2 separate regions of the Homo sapiens genome follow, and region 2 is linked to region 1. The links are chromatin loops, found by intact Hi-C in ENCODE. Cell type or tissue: endothelial cell of umbilical vein. All regions are shown on one strand. Links, peaks and the distances in the headings refer to the core of each region. The heading gives the core; the rest is flanking DNA. Region 1 has its middle 11 kb from the start of TRC-GCA9-3. Region 2 holds the start of TRC-GCA1-1 (tRNA-Cys (anticodon GCA) 1-1).

Region 1 (2,802 bases), core at 39-2,538:
CTCCTACAGCTCACGGGGTGAGTAGGGTGATTTTACCCTTTGTCGGATTTACTCCAAAAGACAAAATGATGCCAAAGGCTCCAGGCAGGAAATCTCTAAACCCCCTCATTTGAGGGACAATCGCCCAGAGATGAGAGGCATCAGAGAATAGCTAGGTTGTGCCTGCGACCCAAAGAAGCAAGTCGGACGCAGGAGCATCGGCAACACTATGAGTAAGGTCTTCGCCCACACGACTCCTGGGGCAATTCCATTTTTATACACTGAACGTACAGCCCACGCTGATGAAGAGAAACTAGGGGAGAATGTTCAGATCCCGGTCCCTAGGCCTGGCAAGCCCCATAGACCCCACATCACATGTCGCAGGTTCCCCAGCTGGAAAGAGCCCCACTCAGCCCAGGAATCTGAAAGGCAATGCGCCTCTGTAACCACGTGGGGGCCCCCGTCCAAGGCGCCCTCCATCCTCAGCCTCTTAAGGACTTTTAAATGTTTATTTTTCTCTCGTTTAAAAATACTATCCTTGTTATTGAAAAATAAAAACATGAATTGGGAAAATAAAATGCGTAAAAACGGCCTGTGCTCTATTAAAGAAAACTACTTAGTCTATGTTGACATTTGTATGCTTCCAAACTTTCAAAACTATAGATACACATATACACGGTATATAATACTACATATGATGTCATATATTGTTTTAAAGTGTTAATTTTAAAACAAAGACAGGATCGTTCTGGACAGGCTTTTTCTCTTAAAATATCATGAACATCTGTCCATACCAATTTCTTCCCCAAAATAATGTTCAATGATGGTATTGCGTTCCATTGCTCATGCCATTAAAAAATATTTACTGTAATAAACACATGGTAGAAAATGCTAAGTAGCATCTACCGGTATATTCCTATTGTTCGAAGTATTTATTCCACTTCAAACACAGATGGGGATGAGTTACAGCTGCCCCCCGAAAACAGCCCAAACCTCCAGGCCCAGGACCTCGGGCGGCAGAAGTGCCTGTTCGGCCGCGCCGGGGCCCAGCTGGGCGAGGGGGCCACACTGCCCGCGGTCACCGGGGAGGGCCCTGCCTGGAAGCCCCTGCTTGCCCGCGGGCGCGGCCAGGCGGGTCTTATGAGGGGGACTCTTTCGGTAACCGAGTCCCTCGGCCTGGGTCGCGGGGCCAGCGCAGTGACTGCGCGCGCACACGCGGCAGTCGGGGAAGGGGCGAGGGGTCGGCCAGGGGTCGCGGGGTCAGCTCCCGGGCGCGGGCCAGGCGGGGTCGCGCCTGCAGTTCGCCTCCGGAGCTGCAGGTGGGGCTGTGCGGCTGCCTGCCTCCAGGAAGCCTCATGTGCCTTCGTCGGCCGCGCCGGCTCCCAGGATACAGTGCGGACCGGCCGGGCGCTAAAGGCGTTGACGCAACTGCGGGCGGCGCAGGGCAGGGGCAGTCAGGGAGCAGCGGCGGCAGAGACAGGGCTGGGCGGGCGCCGCCTGCGGAGAGCACCGGGAGGCGGGCCCTGCGTGGGGCCGCGCGCAGCAGCGGCGACGACTTTATCTGGGCCGCGGGGGACAGCGCAGGGCCATGGAGGAGGCGGCCGCAGCTCCGGTAAGGGCGACCAGCGCGCGCACGAACTCGCGGCCTGGATTCCCCGGGCGACCCGGGCCCGGCACACGGGGGCTGCGGGAGCCGAGCCGTACTACCGCGCCTGGGGCTCCGGGGAACAGGGCCGCGGCGTCTGCCGGGGCCTACTGCGCTTGCCAGCCGGGCCCCCCACTCCGGGCCGAGCCCGAGCGCTGGCGGAACGGTTGTCCCCGCCCCGGGCCGCCCCACGCCAAGATCCTTGGCCCCTCCGGGGCTTCCTGCCCCCGCCCCAGCCGCTGAACCCTACATCTGCGTCCCCCCACCCGAGGCTCTTTTCTCTGCTTGGCGCTCGGCCTGTGGGTCCCTCCCCCAGCTCCCCCCAGCGGCTTAGTGGTACCTGGGAGTTGTGAGGCTTCGAATCCGCGTATACCGACACCCCTTACGTGCCCAGCTCCCCAGGGTCGGCGCGGAAGGGAATATAGAGCCAGGTACTGCACCAAGTCCTGTTGAGGCCTTAGTCTGTCCTTCTGTCCTCACAGCAAGCCTGTGGGATGGGTACTGGTGTTATCTCTGTCATGCAAAAGAAAAACCTGGGGCTTAGAGAAGTTAACTTGCCCAGGCTTGCACACCTGGAAGTGTGAAAAGACACACAGTGGCTGTGTGTTCAAGGACCAGGCAGGCAGGTACGCGGGCAATAATTGTGCAAAATAGGAAGGGGTGAGTGTTGGCGCCCAGGTGGAAGCTTGCGGTGGGCTCCGGGGGAAGGAGTGTCAGGGGGCCTCTTGGTACCGCTGTCCACCCCTCCTGGCCTGATGCTCTGCGCCTCTGTGATTTGAGCCGGGCTTTTAGGGACGGCTAGGATTTCAGGCCCAGCTAGACCGGTGGTGCTTTCAGGGAGGGAGGAGTGCCTGGGCAAAGGCGCAGAGAGACGGGACAGTGCAGGGCGTGTGCAGGCACAGAAAGGAGTCCATGAGCCTGGAGAAGATGGTTTTGGTTTGGAGGCAGTGGGAAAGGAGTCTGCAGAGAGAGACTAGGAAGGGGCTTGCATGCCAGGACTTCATCCTGCGGGTGGGCGGCCAGTGAGGGATCGGGCTCCTCTTACCATCAGCTCCTCTCAAGCAAAGAGTTTCGGCTTCCTGGCAGGAGTCCAAGGACAGCCCCACATATTCCAGCCACTTGTCAGTAAGAAGCTGGGCTGGAGTGAGCAGCGCACAGTCGACACCTCCCACCACATA
Region 2 (2,802 bases), core at 298-2,797, 310 kb after region 1:
GACCAGCCTGGTCAACACAGTGATACCCCCATCTCTACAAAAAATTTTTTAAAATAGCCAGGCATGGTGGTGCATGCCTGTAGTCCCAGCTACTCAGAAGCCTGAAGTGGGAGGATTGCTTGAGCCCAGGAGGTTGAGGCTGCAGAGACCCATGATTGCCATGATTGTACCACTGCACTCCAGCCTGGGTGACAAAGCAAGGCCTTGTCAAAAAAAAATGTGGTACATATATAACATGGAATACTACAGAGTCACAAAAAAAAGAATGAAATCACATCATTTGCAGCAACATGGATGCAGCTGGAGGCCATTATCCTAAGTGAGTTAACACAGAAACAAAAAACCAAATACCACATGTTCTCACTTATAAGTGGGAGCTAAACATTAGATACACATGGACAGAGAGATGGGAACAATAAGCATTGGGGAATCCAAAAGGGGAGAGGGAGGGAGGGGGAGAAGGGTTAATAAACTACCTGTTTGGCAATGGGATCATTAGAAGCCCAAACATCAGCATTACTCAATATACCCATGTAACAAATCTGTACACGTACCCCTTGAGTTTAAAATTTAAAAATTTTTAAAAAGGTCATCACTAGTTCGTGTATTCAACAAACATTTATTGAGCTCCTGCCTGTTCCAATCTGTGTCATGTTCTGTGAACCCCTAGCTGATGAAGACTTTGTTTTGGCAGTCAAGGAGCTCCTGGGCCAGAGAACTGTTCCCACTGCAGATATATACGGAGTACCCAAGGGACAACATGATCATCATCCTAGTCTCAGGCCTCCAGGAGAGGTCTCTGCACGCCAGGCCAACAGCTCTTTTGAGCTTGAGCTTATGTGCAGACCAGCAAAGAAAAATTTTCTTGTTGATATCTTTGTCCACAGCATGGGGGAAGGGAAAGAGAAGTGTATTTGTTTGTTCTCACACTGCTATAAAGACATACCTGAGACTGGGTAATTTATAAAGAAAATAGGTGTAATTGGCTCACAGTTCTGTGGGATGTACAGGCTTCTTCTGGGAAGGCCTCAGGAAACTTACAATCATGGCAGAAGGGGTGTGAGAAGCAAGCACATATTCACATGGCCGGCAGGAAAGAAAGAGAGTAAAGGGGGAAGTGCTACACACTCTCAAACAACCAGATCTCATGAGAACTCACTCGCTATCACAAGAACAGCAAGGGAAAAATCTGCCCCATAATCACCCCCCACTAGATCCCTACCCCAACACTGGGGATTACAATTCAACAAGAGATTTGGGTGACAACACAGAACCAAACCATATCAAGAGATTGCAAGGGCTTTGGGACTAGACCTTCAGTGAGGCTAATTGTTGAGAAGGAACAATACTCAGTCCAGCTCTGCTCAGCACATCATTATTGCAGTGGTCTAGCATCTCTTCCTGTCTTCTCCTCCAACTCAGACATTGCTGGGCCAAACTAGGTATTTTTTTTCAGATTTCAGCCTGACCATATCACTCCCTCTGGTGGACAGTTGTTGATTCTTTTTACCCAGCATCCATTTCTCCCTCTTCTTAAGCTTCTTTCATTGTTTCTCCTTCATCTCCTTTTTTGTCTCAAATACTGTCTCCCAAAAGATGCATTCTAGAAGTGAAGAAAACTAGGGGGCACCTGGATTTGAACCAGGGACCTCTTGATCTGCAGTCAAATGCTCTACCACTGAGCTATGCCCCCTGCTGCCATTATGTTTCCTATTAATATTATTTCAGCTTTGGAATCGTGTTGTATTAACATGATGGTAAGTGGCAGAGATTAAATTTCAGCTGATAGAAAATAAAATATAATGTAAATATCAGACAAGAAGCTGACTTCCAGGAACTCAAATGTTCTCAGGACTCTCTCCCTGTAGCTTTATTCTTTGGTTCCCTCTTAAGTTAGTTTTAATGTCTCAAACCCAACTCTCCACGCAGCTGAGACCCTGCCTCCAACATTTGTAGGTTCATAGCTCCACACTTTGATTGCCAGAGAGAAAAAGACTTGAGTCTAAAAAATTCTAGAGAAGGACTGTGGTTGGTTTGGCTTGGGTTCTGTGCCTATCCATGAGCAGCCACTGCCACCAAGGATTAAGATATGTAAGGGGTATAACCATTTCAGGAGTAAGGTCTTCTAAGAATATATCTGCCTCCACTCAGAATATATGTCTATAGTATGAGGAGAAAAGTGGTTCTCTAAAAGAAGTCAGGAGTAGCCAGGACATGGCCATGGGGGACCATCACTGCAGCCCTAGGGGCCTCTCAGTATTCTCAGCAGAGTGGAACATATTAAGAAAGACTAGCAACCTACTGCCTCTGCTAAACAGAGCCATGGGAAGCCCTGCACAGCCAGATTCCTTGATGAGTTTCATGCATTAATTCAATGAGCACTAGTAGGTGCCTCCTGTGTCCCAGACTCTAACAACCACACAATTCCCGGCCTCAGGAGCTAAAAGTTTAGTGGAAATGCCTGTCATGGCAATTCATGATAATAGCTCTTGGAATACAGAGGAGAGGGTGTAAATTACACACCTGACCAAAACTAGGGTAATGGCATGTTCCCTATTCAAAATGGGCTTTGCGTTCTGAAGGGCTTACTTAAACAAGGCAGGTGGGAAGGAATTCCATGTGAAAATGGCAGCAAGAGCAATGGATTCAGGTGCAGCCTTGACAAGAAAGTTCAAGGATGGTCATTGCACAGTGTTGGGTGAGACAATGGGGGAGGATCTTAGAGAGGCATCGAGGCCCAAGGCCTACAGTACAGCAGGACCTCCTTGCAGAATTAATAGTCAACATGGGCCCTGAGTGTGA

What was found. Hi-C counts contacts between places; a loop is a spot of excess contacts. Peaks named below come from ENCODE experiments on the same cell type or tissue, not always from the same donor. Only the 100,000 strongest peaks of a DNase experiment are listed, where the experiment ranks them.
Region 2: it touches region 1 in a loop (23-fold over the local background); 5 of 110 quality-filtered maps call a loop at or near these places.

The regions. Positions count from the first base shown.
Region 1 is chr7:149,623,331-149,626,132 of GRCh38, reverse strand. It overlaps the pseudogene ZNF767P. Among named protein-coding and RNA genes, the nearest start is that of TRC-GCA9-3, 11 kb to the left of the region's middle. RefSeq lists silencers at 986-1,735, 1,756-1,855. In endothelial cell of umbilical vein, for the core only: CTCF peaks have their summits at 449 and 1,283; DNase peaks (open chromatin) are centred at 472 and 1,362; H3K4me3 peaks cover 1,666 bases; H3K27ac peaks cover 1,653 bases.
Region 2 is chr7:149,309,081-149,311,882 of GRCh38, reverse strand. It overlaps TRC-GCA1-1 (tRNA-Cys (anticodon GCA) 1-1), which reads right to left and starts at 1,693; the gene lies at 1,622-1,693. In endothelial cell of umbilical vein, for the core only: a CTCF peak has its summit at 1,482 (motif pointing left); a DNase peak (open chromatin) is centred at 1,502.